2 separate regions of the Homo sapiens genome follow, and region 2 is linked to region 1. A link is a loop called in an ENCODE intact Hi-C map of the cell type or tissue named here. Cell type or tissue: heart left ventricle. All regions are shown on one strand. Links, peaks and the distances in the headings refer to the core of each region. The heading gives the core; the rest is flanking DNA. Region 1 has its middle 100 kb from the start of TBX5-AS1. Region 2 holds the start of LINC02459 (long intergenic non-protein coding RNA 2459).

Evidence for each region. A loop is a pair of places that touch in the nucleus more often than their neighbours do. Peaks named below come from ENCODE experiments on the same cell type or tissue, not always from the same donor. Only the 100,000 strongest peaks of a DNase experiment are listed, where the experiment ranks them.
Region 2: a loop joins it to region 1, with 2.5 times the contacts of the local background. A loop is called at or near these places in 2 of 110 quality-filtered maps.

The regions. Positions count from the first base shown.
Region 1 is chr12:114,502,933-114,514,467 of GRCh38, forward strand. It overlaps the pseudogene RN7SKP216. Among named protein-coding and RNA genes, the nearest start is that of TBX5-AS1, 100 kb to the left of the region's middle. In heart left ventricle, for the core only: a CTCF peak has its summit at 5,799 (motif pointing left); a DNase peak (open chromatin) is centred at 5,789; H3K27me3 peaks cover 3,685 bases.
Region 2 is chr12:114,240,742-114,252,276 of GRCh38, forward strand. It overlaps LINC02459 (long intergenic non-protein coding RNA 2459), which reads right to left and starts at 1,029. Exons shown (of 2, transcript NR_146536.1): 1 at 987-1,029. RefSeq lists an enhancer at 1,263-1,557. In heart left ventricle, for the core only: a CTCF peak has its summit at 4,960; no DNase peak of the experiment used is centred there; H3K27me3 peaks cover 297 bases.

The sequences.
Region 1 (11,535 bases), core at 1,690-9,689:
TTATCACCAATAATGACCCTGAAGGTGGCCCTGTTTAGAGATGATAAAAAGAATATCTCAGATTTGCATGATTTTTAAAGAGCCTAAAATTTGGAATATTGCTAGCTAACATGCTAAGTAACGAATTTAAGCTCATATTTATTTTTTAATGTGATGCGAAAACATAGGATGAAGAAGTGGCTTCATCCCAGCTGCTGTGACTGTAACTTGACGGTTTGGGTTACTGAAACTCACCAATAATAAGGTCAAAATAACTCAAGGAATACAACCTAAATGTCCATTAATTGATGAATGAATAAGCAAAATGGTTTATCCATACAATGGTATGTTATTCAGCCATAAGAAGAAGGAAGTACCTACATGTGCCACACTTGAATGAAACTTGAAAACATGATGCTGAGTGAAAGAAGCTGATACGGTTTGGCTCTGTGTCCCCACCCAAATCTCATCTTGAATTGTGATCCCCATTTTTTGAAGGAGGGACCTGGTGGGATGTGATTGGATCATGGGGGTGAATTCCCCCCTTGCTGTTCTTGTGAGAGTGAGTGAGTTCTCTCAGCTGATCTGGTTGTTTGATAAGCATTCGGCACTTTCCCCTTCTGGCTCTCTCTCTCCTGCCACCACGTAAGATGTGCCTTGCTTCCCCTTTGCCTTCTTCCATGATTGTAAGTTCCCTAAGGACTCCCCAGCCATGTGAAACTTGAGTAAATTAAACCTCCTTTCTTTATAAATTACCTAGTCTCTGGCTGTATCTTTATAGCAGAGTGAGAACGAACTAATACAGAAGCCAGTTATAAAAGACCACATATTGCAAGATTCATTCATATAAAATGTCTAGAACAGGAAATTCTATATATAGAGAAAGCAGATCCCTAATTGACAGGGCTGGGAGGGACAGGGGTTAGGGGAATCAGCTAAAGGGCACAGTGTTTCTTTTTGAATGTTCAAAAATGGACCGTGGAGATAGTTGTCTGTATCTGTAAAAATACTGAAAATCATTGAGTTGTACACTTTCAAGGAGTGAATTGTATGACGTGTGTGATTTATATCTCAATAAATTTGTTTAAAGAAATAACTCAGAGTTGGCCAGGCATGGTCGCTCATGCCTGTAATCCCAGCACTTTGGGAGGCCGAGGCAGGCAGATCACTTCAGGTCAGGAGTTTGAGACCAGCCTGGCCAACATGGTGAAATCCCATCTCTACTAAACAAAAATACAAAAATTAGCCAGGCGTGGTGCTGTGCACCTGTTATCCCAGCTATTCAGGACGCTGAGGCAGCAGAATCGCTTGAACCCAGGAGGCGGAGTTTGCTGTGAGCCGAGATCATGCCACTGCACTCCAGCCTGGGTGACAGAGTGAGACTCCATCTCAATAAAAAAATAAATAAAATAATAACTCAGAGGCATGTGGGGCTGCAGTCACAGAATAGCATCTAAACCAAGGTTCTGTTTGATGGGAACAGCACTAGGATTCAGGTCTGGGGTTCCAGTGTTTGTGAACGACAGGAAATACCAAGAGGAAGGGATCCCGGAAGTTTAGACAAACAGATGAAGCGGTCTGTGACTGCAAATCCTGGGGACAGAAGCTGCTGCCCACAAATATGTAGAGAATTGTGCTGTTGAAGAGAAAACAGCCTCATTCTGAGTAATTGATGAAGTTTACTTGGGAAGTCAACTTCAGCTGAACATGTGGTTGAAGTTTTAAAAGGGAGAGTTCTTCTTGTGTGTGTGTCTTTGTTGGGGAGCAAGAACTCCCTGTCAAGGCAGCATTCATGAACAAAGTGAGGACAGTCTACCTGGAATGTTAAGAAAGCATTTCTGCACTAAGGATAGACTTTGGAATAGAAGCCTGCCGAGAACATGTCCAATTCTTAAAAGACTATGATTCCAGGAAGACTAGACCCCAAGTTCACTAGAATCTTGCTAAAGCAACATTTGCTTTGGAACAAAACTCAGGATGAGTTGGTCTGAGAAGCCTGAATTATAAAAACTATCAGAAGACCACATTGTAAGGCTTCTGGAGGGCTTGTCTGGAGGTTCTAGGAGGGGAGAGCTGCTACTCCTACACCCTTGGCTAAGAACAGCCCTCTTCTATCGGTAAAAGTCATCTTCTTTGACTGTGTGGGCAGCTTTGGGAGGAATGCACATTGAGTGGTGGGGGAGGAAGGGGACACTCACCTAGCCAGCCAGATCAGCCAAGTCAACCCTGGTGATCAATGGGGTGGCAGATGTTGCAGCCAGGTCGCCCTCACATCCTTGAGTTGTCATCCTTGGGGACAGTGTTTCTGTGATGACCTAAAGGGCCACCCTCGGGAGACAGTGACATACATTGGATACGAGCATGACTTTGGAGTTACGGAGACCTGGGTTTGAATTCTGGCCCTGCCATTTATTCTCGGTAGGATACCGGGGCAAATTAGACTCTCGGTTTTCTCATTTACAATATCGGAGTAATTATATAGACACTATTGTGTCAGAGAAGCATTACAATAAGGGCTCTTATTGACACTCCAAATTCTTTCTTTTTCTGGATCACAAAAACAAAACCAATATGTGGTAAAAAAAAAAAAATTGTCCTCCAAAACATACATATTGAAAACCAGAAGCAAACATGCCCTGAAATTGTGCCTCTCAGATATACCTGCTATTTATCCTTTAACTTTTATATATTTTTCACATATACTTCAATGAGTTTTATTATTTTTATCATGAAAAAATACAATAAACTTGACACATTAAACATTAAAACTTGACAACACCCTTACAACATTCTGTGTGCTCTCCTACAAGTCTACTATCAGTTAAAGTTGTCTTCTTTGACTGAGCGGGCAGCTTTGGAAGGAATGCCCATTGAGTGGTGAAGGAGGAAGGGGACACCCACATAACCAGCCAGATCAGCCAAATCAACTCTGGTGATCAATGGGGTGGCAGATGTTGACTCCAACATCCTTTGATAAAACATAGCAGGTTAAAGGTCTAAGAGATATAGGTACTAGGAACCTTCAGATTTGGAAATCTAGTCTTTATCATCACCTCCACCTCCGTCATCACAACCACCACTGCCACCATAACTACTATCACCCCCAGACCATCATCATATCGACTACCACTACCACCACAACACAATTATCATCACTACCACTGCTTCCATCATCCCTACCATCACCATAACCTCACCCCCACCTCACCAACACCATCATCACCATCACCGCCATCACCACAATCACCACCATCATCAGCACTAAAACCAGCCATCACTACTATCATTGTTACTGTCATCAGCACCACTATCATCATCAACACCATAATTACCACCATAATCACCACCATCACCATCACCACCATCATCACTACCAGTTATAAAGTGCCCCTGGGCAAGCCACTTGATCTCTCTAGATTCTATGTGTGCATCTCAGGCTTTTGTTTACCCATCTTTAATTCAGCGTTAAATATCTACCTGACCCTACACAAAGTTTTAATAGCCCTTTCCTCTATCATTTGTATCCAGATCCCAGGAGACTTATTGGCATTCAGTTTTAAGCGTCCACACTAGGTGAAAATGCACTACATTTTAAATTTATGTTAAAATTCTCTGTAGCCCATACATTGGGAACTTCTCTGATCCAAAGTAAGTTTTTACTGTCAAGTTCTGGGTCTCTAAGACCAGAGATCTTAGAAGATTTAAACACACAAATGCATCCAAGAAAGAGCAGGAGAAAAGCCAGCAATACAGAGAGGACTTCCTCAGCCTGGTGGTTGTGATGCCCCGTCTTGAGAGTAAACTTCCCCCAATAATCTGGGCAGTCTTTTATTTTTCTGGCCTCCATCACTGACCTGTTGCCTCATGGCAGTGCATTTCTGAGACACGATCAAGACATTCCATTGAGTTATACTACATCCAAATATCAGACGCTGCCTTTGAACCCTTCTGACAAACCACAAACTTAGGAACCAACGTTGACACAACACTCAGCGGATTCAAAACACTGAGCAGGGGAAAGGAGAGGGTGTGGGAAAAGGCTCTTTGATTAAATGTGTTTCTTTCTCTTTGTGCTCTAATGGGGTCTAAGGTACTGCCTGGCATCTTGGAAGTTCACGTGCTTGTTTTCTGAAGAAAGTCTCTGTCACATCCTCTCTCAGAAGTTTTCGGCCAAGAGCAATATTAGAGATTTGTTATTGGTTTAAATAACCCAGCATTTCCATGGATAAACATTCAAGCAAGAAAAGGAAAGCATAGAGGAGAAACTTCTCTTAAGAGAAAAAAAGGATGTGAAGAAAGTCAAGATATTAGCAGTCAATGTGTCTCATTTTCCAAAGAATTAGGCTTATCTTTTCACAGACCTTTGTCTGCTGGAATGACTGTCTAACCTCCATGCCACGTTTTTAATCCCTGCAAACTGATTTTAGTTTTTGCCAAGATGGATGTTGGATCTGAATGAAAACCAGAGTCATTTATCTTTGCCAAGGCATTTTCTTCTTCTTCCGCAGCGGAAAGTTATGGAGATAGGTGCTTTCTCATCGGAATGTGCCCCTTCCAAAATTATCAGGCTCCTGTGGTTTGCTGATAACCAAAAAGACTCAAGCTCAGAGGTGCAGAAACTCATTGAGGATAAATGAAGAGACCATTAAAAAGAAGACATATGTCTTTGTAGCCAAAGAGGCAACCAAGAAGATATTTTCTGAATGTGGGGTAACTTCATTTGCTAAAATGGGGGTCATGAATGATTATGCACCTCCATTTTCAAAACTGGACTCAAATTCCTTTACTTGTACCTCTTCTTTAGGCCTAATGTTGGGGGGGGAACATTAGCATTCCAGGCACCTTTTCAATTAAGAATAAAGGCTACAGGGCAATTTAAAGCCAATGACTGATTTCTTCCTCTCCCCTCTGCTCACGGAGGAGCCGAATTTTCTTTGAAGCCAGGATCGGAATCTGAAGCCTGGTCAATAAGACAGCTTAGACTGCTCAGAGAGAGCCTACTTTGGTTTGAGGTATAGGATAAATGTCTAAGGGCATTTCTGTCCTCCTCAGTGAAGCCAGGTGTGTGTTTTGTTGAGAGAAACAGCAAACAGATACAGATGCTAGCATTATACAAATACAGTGTTAGCAACCCCAACACTGCGGGACTTAGAAAGCATTTAATTCTTCTAATTCATTACCATTTATCACCTATCTCTCAGCTCAAAGAGCCTGGAGATTTGGAGTTTCTTTTAGGGATGCCAAGAATAAGCACATCACCCACTAGGGTACCCATCTCATATTAATTATTAATAGTTACAAAACACTCCGGTTATAGGTTGTATGATATTTGGCTACACATTAAGCCATCAATCTTACTAAATTTCCTTTAACATGCAGGAAATAAAAGCCAAGAGTACCTCCTTGGAAGCCAAATGGTGCAGAAAGAGGAAATTGATGAGGGTTATGTCACTCAGTAGTGAATCTGATTCATCAGAAGTGAAAAAAGTCATCAAAAACTTTGTTCAAAAAGCCACAGGTTATTTTGAGCAAAGTCTGTTTCTCCCCCCATATGCTGATAGATTTCCTCTCATGGTTAAAGCTACACGTTTTTTCACAGAATATTAAAGTTATCAGAATTTGGAAGATAGAAGACCCATGGCAGCAAAGGTTCTGGCCTATTTGCTAGAAGATTTCCACTGGTTTGGGGCAGCTTGCAGGGCCATTGTCCTTTTGTGTTTCTGGCTGATGGGATGGAAAGGGACAGAAAACCAACCTCGGTTCATGCGGTGTTGGTACTGCCTGGAAATATGTATTGTTAGTGCCCTCTAGCGGCCGAGTCTTGGCTGGACATTAAAAGACATTTTTCACCATGAGCTGGGTGTTGAGTGCTTTTAAAAAGCAATTTTGCAACTTGGCTGTGGCCACTGTGCTCTGCTTGGAGTGGCTTTAGACTTCATGATGCTGGTGCTTTCATGTTAAACTGTTTCAAAGCCTCTTGTGGAAGCAAGAGCGTTTGAACTAAACTACAATTTTTGAAAATGGCAACTTGAAATATTTTTACCTCCAACGTAGACCATTCTTTGCCTGCATGCTTCCCTCTGGATTGTCTGTTCCCAAAAACAGCATCTTCATTCAATGAGTAAATGTTTTCTATTACTCAAATTTATTTGGCAAAATAGACTCGGGTAATAGAACATTTTTTTCTTCTTCATACTAATTGTGTGCCTTGCGAAGGCTCTAAAATCATTCCATTTTGACCTAGAAATTCATTTTCTAGGAGTTTTTCCTAAGGAATCACTATGAATATGAACAAGATTGAGGAACAAGCTACTTCTTAGAAGGTTATTCGTAATAAAGAAGAAAACAACCACCTAACGGGCCAACAATACAGACATTGATAAATTATAGTTCATCCAACTCATGGAGTAGGAGGTAGTAATTAAAAACAACATATTATGATTAGAACCGGAAATACCATTTGACCCAGCAATCCCATTACTGGGTATATATCCAAAGGAATATAAATCATTCTCTTATAAATACACATGCACACCCATGTTCATTGCAGCACTATTCACGATAGCAAAGACATAGAAACACCCCAAATGGCCATCAATCAATGACAGACTGAAGAAAGAAATGTGGTACATATATACCACGGAATACTATACAGCCAGAAAAAGGAATGAGAACATGTCCTTTGCAGGGACATAGATGAAGCTGAAAGCCATTATCCTCAGCAAACTAACGCAGGAACAGAAAATCAAACGCCACGTTCTCACTTATAAGTGGGAGCTGAACAATGAGAACACATGGACACAGGGAAGGGAACAATACATGCTGGGGACTGTCGGGGGAGGATGGGGTGGGGTGAGAGCATTAGGAAAAAGAGCTAATGCATGCTGGGCTTAACACCTAAGTGATGGGTTGATAGGTGCAGCAAACCACCATGGCGAACGTTTGCCTATGTAACAAACCCACACATCCTGAACATGTACCCCGGAACTTAAAAAATAAAATTAGATAAATAAATAAATAAAACGTACTATGGTTTAAGAAGATCCTTTTCAAACAGCTGGGGACACTGGTCACTCAAGTGACTTTCCCGGTGTCTCACACAAATCCTCAGTGGTGGTTATGTGGGTGTTGATTTTGCAGTAGGTCATTGAGCTACACATTTTCTGAATATATGTATTTATAATTTTTAAAGAATATTTTTTATAGTTTAAAAGAAGATTTAAAAAAAAAATCAAAGAGACCAGGTATTCTAATCCTTAATTTAGCTCTGTTTCCCACACTAGTCTACTCCTTGGAGGAACGAAGGCACAAAAGAGAAAAGATGGAATTATGGTCTCTGGGAACTAGATTTTAAAATTGCATTTAAGAAATACCTAATGTAGACGACGGGTTGATGGGTGCGACAAACCACCATGGCACGTGTATACCTATGTAACAAACCTGCACGTTCTGCACATGTATCCCAGAACTTAAAGTATAATTTTAAAAAATTGCATATAGAACATCCCATTGGTGGGACTGGATTTGTTTGCAAATGGTCTTGTCAGTGGTGAAGTGGAAGAGAATGTGGAGCCCCACTCAAATGAAGTTTGCAACTTGTCAGCAGATCTGGAAAAACAATACAGTTAAAATTCTTGACTCTCTGGAGATAGGAAATTATTAATAAATTTCACGAATGCATATTTCCTTATTGCCATTACAGTTGTGAGGGATGGCTGTATCTTTTGCTGTTATTTTTAAACCCCATAGAATATTTGTAGAAAAACAATTTATCTAAATGTATGAGGTAGTTTATAACTTCTCTACATTTCCATGTCAGAAGCAAAGAGATAAATAGTTAATTCTGAGTTACGTTTAATAAGTATTCATTTGTATCTCTTCACCAGAGACGAGAGAAAAGCAGCTTAGTCCCAGACCTCAAGGTACCCCCGAATGGCTGGGAGGAAGTTTGACATCCTTGAAAAAAAATAGAGAGCAACATAAGGCAAGTGAATGCGGTGTACAGTATAAGCATTATAATGCTCTAAGGAATAAAATCAAGTGTCAAGATGCATAGTTTATAGTAAGGAGATATTGCGTCAGGCTAATTCGGATATAAATCTGTATGAACATGTGATCTTAAATCTCTATGGCTCCACTTTATCTACAAAATGAGAATAATATTGCTACTTACTATTGTAAAGATTGAATGCACATTGTGCTTCCATGTTTATTGCAGCACTATTCACGACCACCAAAATTTGAAGCAACTTAAGCATCTGCTAACAAACGAATGGATAAAGAAAATGTGGTACACATACATGATGGAGTACTATTCAGCCACAAAAAAGAATGAGATCCTGTCATTTGCACCAACATGGATGGAACTGGAGATCATTATATTAAGTGAAATGAGCCAGGCACAGAAAGACAAACTTTGTGTGTTCTCACTTATTAATGTGAGTTTAACATGAAAACAACTGTACTCGTGAAGATAGCGGGTAGAATGATGGTTGCCAGAGGGTAGGAAAAGCAGTGGGGAGTGGATGGAAATTGGGGATGGTTAATGGATGTGAACATAGAGTTAGATAGAAGGAATAAGATCTAGTATTTGATAGCACAACAGGGTGACCACAGTCAGCAATAATTTATTGTACATTTCAAAATAACTAAAAGATGGGGCCGGGGGAGGAAAAGCATCAAGAGAAATAGCTAATGGATACTGGGCTTAATACCTAGGTGATGGGTTGATCTGTGCAGAAAACCACCGTGGCACATGTTTACCTATGTAACAAACCTGCATATCCCGCACCTGTACCCTGGAACTTAAAAGTTGAAGAAAAATAAGGAACGCATTTAAACCATCTGACTGGCAAAACAACAACAACAACTAGAAGAGTATAATTGGATTGTTTGTAACACAAGGAGAGGATAAATGCTTGAGATGATTTATACCCCATTTATCCTGAGGTGATTATTATGTATTGTATGCCTGTATCAAACTATCTCATGTACCCCATAAATATATACACCTACTATGTACCCACAAAAGCTTTTTAAAAATAATTTAAAAATTTAATATTTTAAAATTAAAAAAAGAAAGAAAATGCACATTGCAGGCCGAGCGCGGTGGCTCACGCCTGTAATCCCAGCATTTTAGGAGGCTGAGGCGGGCGGATTGCCCGAGCTCAGGAGTTCGAGACCAGCCTGGGAAACACGGCAAATTCTCTATGAAAAATACAAAAATTAACTGAGCATGGTGGTGTGTGCCTGTAATCCCAGCTACTCAGGAGGCTGAGGCACAAGAATCGCTTGAACCCGGGAGGTGAAGGTGAAGGTTGCAGTGAGCCGAGATCGTGCCACTGCACTCCAGCCTGGGCGACTGTGAGATTCTATCTCAACAAAAAAAAAAAAAAAAAAAAAAAAGCACATGGCTGGATTAAATGCTCAAACATATTAATATAATATTAATTACCAGTGAATACCTTGAGCCTGGCCAACCAGAGAGCCTTGGATGGAGACTCCCAGTCTTTGCAGCAAGCTGGGTGTGTAGGTTTCTACCTTTAGGATGTGACTTCCCAACCTGACGAGGAGCCAAGATGCTTGAGAAATTGCCATTTCCATATCATTTGTCAGTTTCTCTCAGCAGATGGTGCTCTTGAGACCTTCACCCACATGAGTTCAGAGGGCAAGAGCTCCAATTTGGCTACCTCCCAAACTAAAGATCTTCGTGTCCAAGCATTGTCACCAGGAAGCGTATTGCTGAATAAATGCATTCTTGAGTTAATGAATGGGAGGCAGAAAGCCCTGATGCAGTGTCAAAGGAGGGCCTGGTCATCTGGGGGTTTGTCTGGCAATTGAGCCAGGGGCCACCTTCTCTACTTCCCTCTGTAGGGTCGTGAGACTTTGAGGAAGAGACACAGCCCCTGGTGCCTGGAGACCTGGTTTTTAGTCCTGGCTCTGATTCTTAGCTTGCTGTGTGATCTCAGGTTTTCACTTGTTCACCACAGCACCTACTTCCCCCTTCATAAAAGGGAGACAGCACCAGTGGGGCTCAAACCCTTTGATAAAAGCTAATATTTTTAGGCTGGGCATGGTGGCTCACACCTGTAATCCCAGCACTTTGGGAGGCCAAGGTGGGTGTATGGCTTGAGCTCAGGACTTTGAGACCAGCCTGGGCAACATGTTGAAACCCCACCTCTATCAAAAATACAAAAAATTAGCCAGGTGTGGTGGCACTCACCTGTGGTCCCAGCTACTTGGGAGGCTGAGGTGAGAGGATCGCTTGAACTCAGGAGTTTGAGACCAGCCTGGACAACATAGTGAGATTTCATCTCTACAAGAAAAATTAAAAATTAGCTAGGTGTGGTGATACATACCTGTAGTCCTAGCTACTTGGGAGGGTGAGGCAGGAGGATCGCTTGAGCCCAGAAGTTTGAGGTTGCAGTGAGCTATGGTCATGCCACTGCACTCCAGCCTGTGTGATGGAGCAAGACTCAATGCCTATATATATATATGTATTACGTAAAATATATGCAAATATATAAAATATATTAATTTTGTGTGTGTGTGTGGGTGTGTGTGTGTGTGTGTTTAACGGCTGTCAATTCTTTGACACCTCTCTCTTCGAGTGATGAGTTCTATGTCACTTCTCCTTGAATCTGGGCTGACTTTAGTGACCCTGTTAAAATCAATGGGGTATAGTGGAATTAATGCTGTGTGTTTTTGAGGCTGAGTCTTAAGAGGTGAACCAGCTCCCACCTTATTTGCTGGAACATTCTTTCTTGCACCCTGGGCCACCATATAAGAAACCCAGCTTCCCAACTTCCCTGAGACTGCCCTATGGTCAGGCCATGTGTGGATGCTGTGGTGAACCGCCCAGCTGAGTAGCTGACAGCCGGTGTCACTTGGCAGCTATAAGTAAGCCACCGTAGATCCCCAGACCAATTGCGCCATCAAATGCCTTTAGCATCTGCCAACATTTGGCTGCACTATATGAGAGACCCTGGGCAAGAGCTCCCCAGCTAAGCCCTTCCAGAATTCCGGACACACAAAATCGTGAGCAAAATAAAATGATTGTTTCAGGCCACCAAATGGTGGGTTAATTCGTTACTCACCAGTGGTAACTAGAACACACTCAGAGATGGAAAGGGATTGCCCCAAGACCTCCATGGGAGGTGGCAGACCAGGGCTTAGAATACAGCTTACCTAACCCTCAGCCAGAGTTCTTTCTGCCTGCTCCAATGTGAGGTTGAGACTGTTTCTCAAGCTCTGGGGAGACGCTCCCCAGTGGATATTCTAACCAGGATGGGAAGTGTCAAGCTGTGTAACAGATCTCTGTGCACGACGCCAGGGAACACAGAAGAAAGGTCACATTCCTTCCAGGAAGAAGCGACAAATCTCCTATACAGAAGAATTCCAAATAATTGATGTAAATTCTCTGCAGTCATGGCAGGGGAGCCTAACTCCAACACCTTTGGGGTGATCTGAGTGTAGTGACTTCCTTCCAAACACTGCAATATAGAAAGGGGGAACAAAGAATAGCTTTACAATGGAGAGCCCTGGCAAACAGTACCT
Region 2 (11,535 bases), core at 1,918-9,917, 260 kb before region 1:
TTTGAGGGTGAAATGGTATCGTCCATTTATATTTGTACTGTTAGGAAACAGAGCTGGGAGAAGAAGATAATTTAAATAGCAAGGGTGTTGATCTGCCTATCATTTCATTTAATGAGCACGTACCCCAAAGTTGGTATGAGATACCAGATGGGAACAGGATCTCCTGGCTCTCTCTGGTCCCTGTGTGCTAAGATTGAGCCTAGAGATTAAGATGATAGTGTTTTGTACAGAATGCCCCCAAATGTCAGGCAGCCATTTCATCCGGCCCCTTCAAATGAACGAATACCAAACTGTTGCTATACTCAAGGGACAATGGTGCTTAAAGGAGTATTTTGTGCATGTATGGTTTTTGCCTTTCTCACTGATTTTGGAACTTAACTTCCCCACAAAAGGTAACTCCTTGTACTTCAAAAAAAAAAAAAAAAATTCAAGTAAAATTTTAAAACCACACATATCTATGAAAACCATCATCAATGTCATTATCGGGTGAAAGGTGAGGAGTATGGGAAGGAATAGATATGACAATACAGATGCTGGTAATTGCTGAAGCTGGCAGAAGGTACAGGGAGAGGAATACACTACACTATTCTGTTTACTTTGTTTATGTTTGAAATTTTTTATAATAAAAATTAAAGATCTTAAGGCTGGTCTTCTAATGACCTCATTTCTATTATCTTGAATTCTAGAATGCTTACTGGAGTGGGAGAGAGAAGGGTCGAATAGAGGTCTCACAAGAGGAATTGAGTTTAACCCCACAGGACAGGTTGTATGTGAGAATGTCATTCATCACACGTGTTTTGGGGTTTTTTGTGTATTTTTTTCTGGTATAAAAAAGAGATGGAGGACTTTGGGGCATAGAGGGGCAAAGGCACGAATTTTGCAGTCAGGTGACCATGTTCTGATCTCAGTTCTGTCACCGTGGGACCTTAAGCAAGACACTCTTTGAGTGTCAGTTTCTTCATCTGCAAGATAGGGATAATACTTACTTGACAGGATTACATGATCACAGCACAGGTAAAGTGCCTGGTACAATCTAGCCCTCAGTAAATAGTGGCTGGGGTCTGCATGTGTAAATCTTTGCCTCTCAGCAGGAACTCTTTTTTCTAATGATATCACTCTGGTTTTCCTCTGGGAAACTGCCCTTCCCTCTACTTCCAGTCCATGCGCTTTAGGTGCTGTGACTCCACCCCAAGCTACAACGGGCATGTAACTCAGGATGGCCAATCACACCTCCTTCCTGCCTTAGGGTGTGGTTTAGGTGCTGTGACTCCACCCCCAGCTACTAATGGGCATGTGGCTCAGGGTGGCCAATCACAGCTCCTTCCTGCCTTACGTTGGTTTAGGTGCCGTGACTCCACTCCCAGCTACAATGGGCATGTGACTCAGGATGGCCAATCACAGATGCTTCCTGACTTAGGTTAGTTTAGGTGCTGTGACTCCACCCCCAGCTACTATGGACATGTGACTCAGGATGGCCAATCACAGCTCCTTCCTGGCTTAGGGTGGTTTAGGTGCCATGAGTCCACCCCCAGCTACAATGGGCGTGCGACTCAGGATGGGCAATCACAGCTCCTTCCTGCCTTAGGTTAGTTTAAGTGCTGTGACTCCACCCCCAGCTACAATGGGCATGTGACTCAGGGTGACCAATCACAGCTCCTCCCTGCCTTAGGGAGTCACAGATGTCATGTGGCCACATTAGAACCAATAAGACAGATGTGTCATAGACTTTCACTGGCTTTTTTGATGGAGAAGCATGCTCTCTTATTGGAGATGAGAATGTAAGCCTGGATTTGCGAGCAGCCACTACTTTGCGAAAAGCAGGACTGAGGTAGACTAAATGTAGGCAGAAAGAAAATAACACCCACTCCTGAAAGAAAGTGAAAAAAAGACCCAGTCCCTGGATCAAGCCATTACTAAACCTATTGCATTTAGCCAAGCAACTGCCTTTGGGGCTTAAGCTCCTGTTAGGTTTTCTGTCACTTGCGAGGGAAAATTCTGACTACTACAATTATTATTGCCATTATTATTACTATCACTTGTCAGTTACAGTAGCCTATTTTTGTTCCTATTATATGAAACTTCCTTCTGAGATGGTGCCCTTTGGGATCTGTTATTCTAATGTCATATTATCCACCCAGCTTTGTAGTTTGTATCATTTGTGGTATTTCTTGCCTTCAGTATCACTGCTACACCATAAACATGTCTAAGGACTCTGGTCTAACATGACTAAGAAGGGAATAAAAAGAGATATTATCCTGCCAGGCAAATTCTGAAAACGCCCAGCCTCTTGGTAGGACCCCTAGAATATGACCAGTGGGGTGGCAAGCCCTGGTATCCCCAACATACTTTGGGGTGGGCATAGGGGCTATTTATGCTCCTAGAACTGAACAAGGCAACAACAGGGATAAGAGGTCTTAGACAAGTTTGTACGATAAGGGGCCTGAACCTTATCAGCTCATGGTTCACCTTCCAGTTATCTGCTGCCATGTAACAAATGGTCCCAAAATTAATGGTGTAAAACAACAATTATTTTATTAAGCTCGCAGATTCCATGGGTCAGGAAGTCAGACAAGGCGTGGTGGGTAATGAATTGTCTCTAGTCCACAGTATCTGGAACTTCAGCTTGGAAGACACATGGCTAGCAGTGACTTGAACAGTGGGAGCTGGGAGCATCTGGAAGCTTCTTTTTTTTTTTTTTTTTTTTTTTCGGAGTCTTGCTCTGTCACCCAGGCTGGAGTGCAATGGCACGATCTAGGCTCACTGCAACCTCTGCCTCCTGGGTTCAAGCAATTCTCCTGCCTCAGCCTCCCAAGTAGCTGGGATTACAGGCACCCACCACCATGCCCAGCTAATTTTTGTATTTTCAGTAAAGACAGGGTTTCACCATGTTGGTCAAGCCGGTCTTGAACTACTGACCTCAGGTAATCCACCCACCTCTTAACCATCTCTTTGGTGCCTGGGCTGGCATACCTGGAATGCTAGGCTCAACTGAAACCTACATGTTGATCAAGCTGGTCTTGAACTACTGACCTCAGGTAATCCACCCACCTCTTAACCATCTCTTTGGTGCCTGGGCTGGGATACCTGGAATGCTAGGCTCAACTGAAACCTACATGTGGGCTCTTCTTGTAGCTTGGGCTTCTCACAACATGGCAGCTGCGCTCCAGATATCCCAACAGGGAACATCTAGAGAAGATGTGTTCCAAGAGAATGGGGAGGAAGCTGCAGAAGCTTTTCTGATTCAGCCTCAGAAATTATACTATGTCACTTCTGCTGCATTTCATTGGTTATACATGAGTTGCTAAGACCAGCCCAGATTCAAGGGAAAGGAATTAGGCTCCACCTCTTGGTGGGGAAGTGACAAGGTAACATTACAGAAGAGAATGATGAATGAGAAATATTATTGCAGGCACCATTGGAAAATGCCATTAACCATGGTGCCCAGGTACTGCCACCATACCTAGGGTAGAGACAATACCCAATGCTTACTAAGAATTTACTAAGCGGCAAGCACAGAGCTAACCAGTTTATATGAATGGTCTCATTTCATTCTCATAACTCTATGAGGCAGCTATCATCTTTATACTCCTATAACAATGTAGAATAGAGAATCAAGAGGGTAAGTGACTTGCCCAAGGTCCCCCAGCTAGCAAATGAAGGAGCTGAGATTCAACCCCAGGCCTGCATGAGCCTCGACATACTTAATAATGTGCTGTTTTGCCTACAACTTCCCTTTTCCTCTTCCACCCTGTCCCCTTTCTGCCTGTCCTTGAGAAATTCTTCTGTCTTTCAAGAAATATCCTGCTCTTTATTTTCACCTGATTTCACCTAGAAGCATGGAATTTAAGAGCATTGTCTCTACTCTCATAGGTAAAGCAGGGAATACAACCCCAATCTGACAGATGGGAAAACGAAGGGCCATAGAAGGAAAGTAACTTGCTAAGGTCACACTCAAGGTCATTGGCTCAAATTACTAATCGGTTTATGGGTTGCACATCACCCTTGAACAGTACCTTGACCGGGCCTCCCTGTGATATATGAGGGTAGGGTCTCTGCTGCCCTTTATGCCTCACCATGACCGGCTTTTCTCCTCTACCCCGGTCCTGTTCGAGGATTCCCTCTGTCTCCAGTCGGGCTGCTCCCATGGCTGTCAGACACATAAATGATGGGTTCCTTGGCCCCTGTTTCTTCCCGTCTCTCCCAATCTCCCTTTCCTTTACCCCAATCCAGCTTTGGCCTCCCGAGCTATCTCATCTCCTTCCCAGTGGGGGATTGTGGCATGTCCAGAGAGTGTCCAGCCCTGAGAACTGTTTACACTAGAGATTAGCATTTATCTCTATCCTTTCAACCTCTCTCCCCATGCTCAGTGCTGCTGTCTGCATCAAGGATGGAGGAGCAGCCCCCAGAGATGAGAGCCAGCCAGGCTGGGGTTACCTCCCTGGCATCTGCATCCCCTGAACCCTCTTTCCCACCATCTTTGGGATCAGTCCTCCTGTTCTTGTTCAATCTCTGAAAATCTTGCGGTTTCTGGATAAATGCCAGTGACCCCCTAAAAAGGTAAGCCTGTACCTTCTTTTTGAAGAGGAGTTTTACTTGTGGGTATTTGAGCCATGTAAGCCCTTTTTAACCCACAAAATATACTAGGACCCTTATTCTACAGAAACTCTCACATGTCTATGCAAAGGTAAAAGCATATTCATTTTAATATTTTTTGTTGAAAGAATGAAAATGTAGGAAAAAAATATATCTTCGTCAATAGCAAATAGCCTGACTAAACTCTGCTCCATCCATACTCTGGACTAGTAGGCAGTCATTAAAGAAATGAGGTCATCCTGCGTGTTCCAATCTGAGAAGATGTTCAGATTATATAGTGTTTTCTTTAGGGCCCCAGAAGGACACTGATGGCACATTTAAACTGAGTCATTTAAAAAGAGTTAAACAAAGGGTCTATTTGTAAAGGTGTGAGCAGGGTTTAAAGAAACCAACAAGGGGCAGTGTAGCAACATGAGGGAGCTGTTACCGCTGTAGGCCGGAGGGGGAAGAGGAGCTGGGGTGCCTCATTAGCCAAACCCAGCCAGAAACTAGAGAGCAAGGGAGTGTAATGATGCAGTTCCCCAGGGTGCAGAGCGGGGTAGAGAAAGGTAGAGATAGATATACATGGGCAGAAAGAATTAATCCAGCACACAGAGCTAAAAGAAGAAGAAAAAAGAAAACTATATATGCAGGATATTTTCTTTTATGTAAAAACATAGAAATGAAAGGAAAACCAATTCCCTAAGCTGTGTATCTGAATGGATATACGGTGCAAAGGTGCAACCATGTTCATTTTAATGTTCTTTGTTGAAAGAATGAAAAATTAGAAAAAATATATTTGTCAATAGAAGATAGCCTAAACTAACCCCCAAACTATATACCCATAGATATATCAATAGATATATCTATATGAATATGTATCTATATGGAAATATCTATGGATATCTGTCTAGCCATAGAGATGTATCTATAGAAAATAGAAAATAGCCTGAACCAACCCTCCAAACTATATATCCATAGTTATTCATAGGCTAGATAGATATGTATCTATATGATATATCTATAAATATATATCTATCCATATAGATACATCTATGGATATATATCTATCTTTCCATATAGATATATCTATGGATATATAGTTTGGGGGGTGGTTCAGGCTATTTTATATTGATAGAGGTATATTTTATCCTAATTTTTTATTCTTTCAACAAAGAATATTAAAATGAATATGCTTGTACCTTTCACAGACATGTGAGAGTTTCTGTAGAATCAGGTTCCTAGTATAGTTTCTGGGTTAAAGGTCTTACACAGCTCAAATACCCACAAACTATTTTATATATAGTTTCGGGGTCTCTCTCATTTTGTATATATAGATGTAGAGAAAAGGGCCTGGGTGGATAAAGAACAAATTGTTAATGGTAGTTACTCTAGGGAAACAGAAGGAGATATAGGAACATGTTCCTACTTCTGTATTATCTTTTTTTCTATTATCTAAATTCAATATTAATAAGGTGCATTCTCTTGTTTCCTTCCTCCCTTCTGCTCTCAATTTTTGCCTGAACTCCCACGTCTTCTCTTCAGATGGGCACTCGCTCCACACCACAGGTGGCTAAAAATATTGTGTGTGGGGGGCGTCCTTCAAGGGACTTTGGGTGAGGCTTGAAGGAACGCCCACTAGCTGGGAGGGAGGGATGAAACCCTGGACTTTTAGAAAGTCCACTTCAATTCCATGCTCTACAGCCAACTGGGTAGCTTCCCTTGGGCAACTGGCTTCAGTCTTCTGGTCAAAGGCAGTAATAACAGTATATGCATCCGGATGTTTACAAAGACACTACTTGAAAATGCAGTTGGCATGGTGGCTGGCACCTGGATGGTGCTCATCAAGTGTCATGACATTCATTTCTAATCTCCAGGAAATTAGTGGTTTCTAGAAGATGTTCACATTCATCCTTTTGGCTTTAATGGAGGAAAAGATGTCCAAGGCAGGCTGCTGACAACACAGCACTCTCTGTGCTCTTTGTCTTTAAGTCCCCCATGTCCCATGCTCTCCTGATCTCCTGCAGATTCAAAGGCCAGCAGGCAGAGTCTCACAGTGCGGCAGACCCTAACTGGCTCCCTAGCTCCCACCCATCTGATAGGACACAGCTGTCCATGGGGGGAGAAGGCACATTAGATAAGACAGTCAAACAAAGGCTACACTTTGTATATTTGATTTGTCTGACCTAATTCCCAGGCCCCACAGGAACAGGTTCAGGGCTGGGGATGGGGTGAAGAAGAGGGCATGGTTTCCATCTCTCTCCTGAGACTGTCCTGATCTTTCCTGGAACCTTGGCTGTTTCACTGGGGATGACCATTCAAGAGCTCTGAATCTGCAAGCCAATGGCCATGAGTTCAGATGCTGATTGTGTCTCCATGTGACATTGCACAAGTTGAGTCACCTCTTCAAGACTCAATTTTCTCAGTAGGTAAAATGGGCCCAATAATGCCCATCTTAGAACATATGAGATTTTGTGAGCAAGATGTGTTTAACAATAAGTCTGATGGGTTCTTTGTCATCCTGCATCTTTTTTTTAAATTTTTTTTTAATTTTTTATTTTTATTTTTTGGCCTTCTAGGGAGGAAAGTTAGGATATTTAGCTCTGTGGGGCCTGAATCCCTCTCAGTAGCCCTATGAGCCCAACTAAGCCAGGCTGATGGATCACTGATTTTGTCCTGCAACCCCTTCATTGGATTACCCAGGAAAGTCAGGTTTGGCCTCATGCAGGTGGGAGTAAAGGCCATTGTCCAGGTCCAGGGGGATTCCTCCCTGAAAATCATCTGCTTCTTCCCCAAACTGATAAAGCCATAAGCAATGAAATGTCATGGGCATAAGAGGGATCAATCATGCAAGAAAAAATAAGCACCATTCTCAGACCTGAAACTAGATGAAAGGAACTCAGAAAATATATAATATATGTATTTTTTGTGTTTTCTGAGTTCCTTTCATCCTTCCTTTACATAATATATGTGAAAATACATATATTATGTATTTTTATAATGGCATTTTGTGGGGTAAAACATGCTTTTTTTTTTTTTTTTACAAACTTAAAATGGCTTTTAAATGAGTCCTACTTTGACATTTTAAAATTGCCAGAAGGCTCATAAACACACAAATAATACAGGCAATACCTGCCAGAACAAGTAGATTTATCACCTGTACCAAAAGAAGTTAATAAACAAAACGCTGATCTTAGAAAGGACTAGAAACCTACGTACATTTGTACCCCCAAATCAGATTCCCAGGTGCTTAAACGTTGTGCGACATATGATTGTATTACAATGAGTTATATCTTTTTTAAAAACGTATGTGTCATACTTATGAAATTTGTTTAGCCTCCATCTACCATAGAATGCCAAGTGCCTGAGGGCAGATTCCCGGTTCATTTCCTTCACCTCTAAATCACCAGCACCTTGGACAGTGCCCGACACAATGTAGTTACTCAATAAATTTCTTGTATGAAAAATAAATCATCTGTTTATGGGTCCCTTTTCTTTAGCAATTATTTTGTCCTTCTGTATTTACGCTACCCAAGAGATGAAAGAGTGAGTGATTCAGCTTTGAGCCTCCAGAACCAGGGATCTGCTACACAACAGCTGTGTGACTTAAGGCAAGCAGCTTCACCTCTCTGAGCTTTGGGAATTGGTTAGAGTCTTATTTTGAAATAGAGCATCCTTTCTCAAGAGTATAGCAAGTATAAACGAGCAATTTAAGGAGCAATGATAAAATGGACACCAATGCAACAGCATCTGAAATATCTCAGATGTCCCTCAGGGCCCCTCCTCCCTTGCATTCTTCTTCCTCCCCACCCACATTGAGAAGGAACTGCTACCCTGATTTTTTTTGTAACAATCATTCTCTTACTTTTCTTTCTCATTTTACTACACATCTCTGTTTCCTAACAATATATGGCCCTTATTTTGCTTTTCTGCAGTTTATATATATGGAAACGGGCTTATGCATCCCTCTGTGAGTTGCATTTTGTCTTCACATTATGTCTTTAGGAGTCTTCCCCTGTTGAAGCATGCAGCTGTAATACATTCATTTTTCACTGTTGATTGGTGTTCTAGTATGTGGATATGCCACACTTTAATTGTCCATTCGGCTGATGATAGACCTTTGGATTGATTCCCAGTCATTGCTTTACAAATGATGCTACTATGAGCATTGCCCTGTGTGTCTCCCAGAACATACACAAAAGAGTGTCTTTCAGGCACACGCCTAGGCCTCAGATTTCTGGCTTATAGGGTGTGTGCACAATCAGCCTCAGCGGGCAACGCCATCCTGTTCCCCAGGTGGATTGCATCCATTTACAACCCACCAGCACTGGTTGAGCCCCTTGTTGTTTCACATTCTCATCAATGCTGGCAATTAGAGCTAGAGTTTCTTTATCCATAAATTAGGTGTATTATCTCCTGCCTCAAATCGTTCTAGTGACAGTTCCATGAGAAAACACATGTCAAGGCTGTGCTCCACAGTAAGGCTGTGTTGAGCCCAAGATATTTCTTCAGGGGCTGCAGGAGTAGACTTTCCTGTCCAAACAATGTTGGTCTAAGCTGCATAAATGTTAGGTACCCATCACTAGAGGCAATTAGGAACAATGCACACAGCAGAGATGCAAATATTAATTTAATTATTAAGGGAGGAGGACTGAGTGAAGAAAGAGGCCTCATTGGGGTAACTAGTGATTAATAAGAAGTATCGATCACTTTTTTGGCCCTTAAATTGTTCTAAGATTGACAAGCATTGTCTTATTGATCCTCTGGACAGCCTATGAGGTAGGTATCACCATAATATCCCTGTGACCGACAAAGAAATCAAGGCAGAGAAAAATTATAAAACTCATCCAGAGCCACAAAATAAATTGTCTCAAGAAACCTCTATCTAAACCACCTTATACCACCTCTCTCCTGAAGGGGAAACTTGACTCTTAAACCAAGATAAACATTGAAATTTATGAATGTCAAAATTACACTTTGGCTATCATTGAGAAAGGAATGATATGGCCCATCTAGATCCATTGCTTATGTAGGGGCCAAGGGAAAGCTTCTCCTTGTCTCTCTGAAGGTTCACTGAAAAATCAACTGACAAAAGGAAGATTAATTGGAGAGAAGGCATACAAATTTATTAGCATGAACACAGGAGAGAACTGCAGAGTAATTACTCACAACACCCCAGTAGGATATAGTAGCTTATATACTATCTTGAGGTTATAGAAAGAATGGGGGCTTGGATTATGGCACAACAAATTATGGGAGGGGAAGAAGAGGAGGCCTGGCTATCATAGGTGCTCCTGCTGTTTAGATAAAACCTCACAGTTAGCAGGTCTCAGAGAAAATAGATGGCAGATGTTCCTTTCAGACCTTTAAAAAGTGTCAAACTCTGATATGGTTTGGCTGTGTCCCCACCCAAATCTTATCCTGAATTATAGTTCCTGTAATCCCCACGTGTTGTGGGAGGGACCCGGTGGGAGGTCATTTAATCATCGGGGCGGTTACCCTTATGCTGTTTTTGTGATAGTGAGTTCTCATGAGATCTGTTATTTTTATAAGGGGCTTTTTTCTCTTTTGCTTGGCACTTCTCCTTGCTGCTGCCATGTGAAGAAGGACGTGTTTGCTTCCCCTTCTGCCATGATTGCAAGTTTCCTGAGGCCTCCCTAGCCATGCAGAACTGTGAGTCAATTAAACCTCTTTCCTTTATAAATTACCCGGTCTTGGGTATATCTTTATTAGCAGTGTGAGAATGGACTAATACAGACTCTCAGTTCATCTTTCCTAGATTCAGAGAAGGGAAGACCTCAGAGAAGACCTGGCTGCATCAATGCAGATTTTCTGTACAAGTGCAAATGTCCCCTCCCAGAAGACAGGTTTATAGGCCTTCTTCTGTTTGCAGGACCTCTGACCATCTGTCTCAAAATATGTTTTTTAAAAAAGAGTATATTTTGGGGTGAAATATTTTTTCTTTCAGTTACATAATTCTTTTGTGATATGTGTGAAGGTGGCTATAATGGCTTTGCCTTGGGTAGAGAAGACTAGCCAGGCAGCCACTGTCATTTTCAGGAAGGTGGGAAATGAAAAAGTTAAATGGAATCAGATCAGATCTGCATTACATTTAAAAGAATTCTCCTGTGTGTGGTTAGGGAAAGAGAGAGAGAAAAGCAGATTCAATAGTACAGTTGGTTCCTCCCACCCCTCTATTTACTGAGTGTCCACCCAGTGGGAAGGTAAGAGGGGAGATGTATCAATTGGGGTCCTTGCAGGAAACCAATGACAAACCTAGGGGTTGTTTGAAAGGAGTTAAAATGAAGAAGGTTTGCAGAAAAGTGAGCAGGATTAAGGAAAACAACACAGGGAGGTAATGAACCCCGGGATTATTAACAATGGGGAGCAGTTACTACCCTCAGTCGGAAGAGGCAGGAAGGGAACAGTGATACCAGGACCCACAGAGAGCCAGAGCTGCAGCATACTGGAAGGCAGCCACTGCCAAACCACAGCCCACCAGGCAGGGAATAGAGGGAACAAATATCTCTCTTCTTCTTCCCTCCCACTCTCCAAGACAGACAGGAATTACTTAATGCATCTGGTCTGCTGCTGGTGACTCCTTTTGGCCAAATTTAATCAGAAGCCAGAGGGCAAGGGAATCCAGCTTTCTTAGGCCATTGTGGTCAACTTCTGAGAGCAGAGTGGGCAAGAGTGAGGAATGGACCTGATGAGCTCTCTGTTTGCACGGGCCTCTCCTCTTGTGATCCTCACTGGGTTTGAGTATGACTCAAGAGTTTAAAGATGTTTATTGTAATACAACATGACCCCGAAGTTTGTCAAGCCTATTGCTTCACTGATGCTCACACAAAAAGCAATATAGTCCAACTCTGGGGAAGAAAAATAACCTGTTAGGCCTGATTGAAAGAATATATGTTGGTGACCAAACTGGCACTTTCTAAGAAATTTCCATGAGTCACGTTG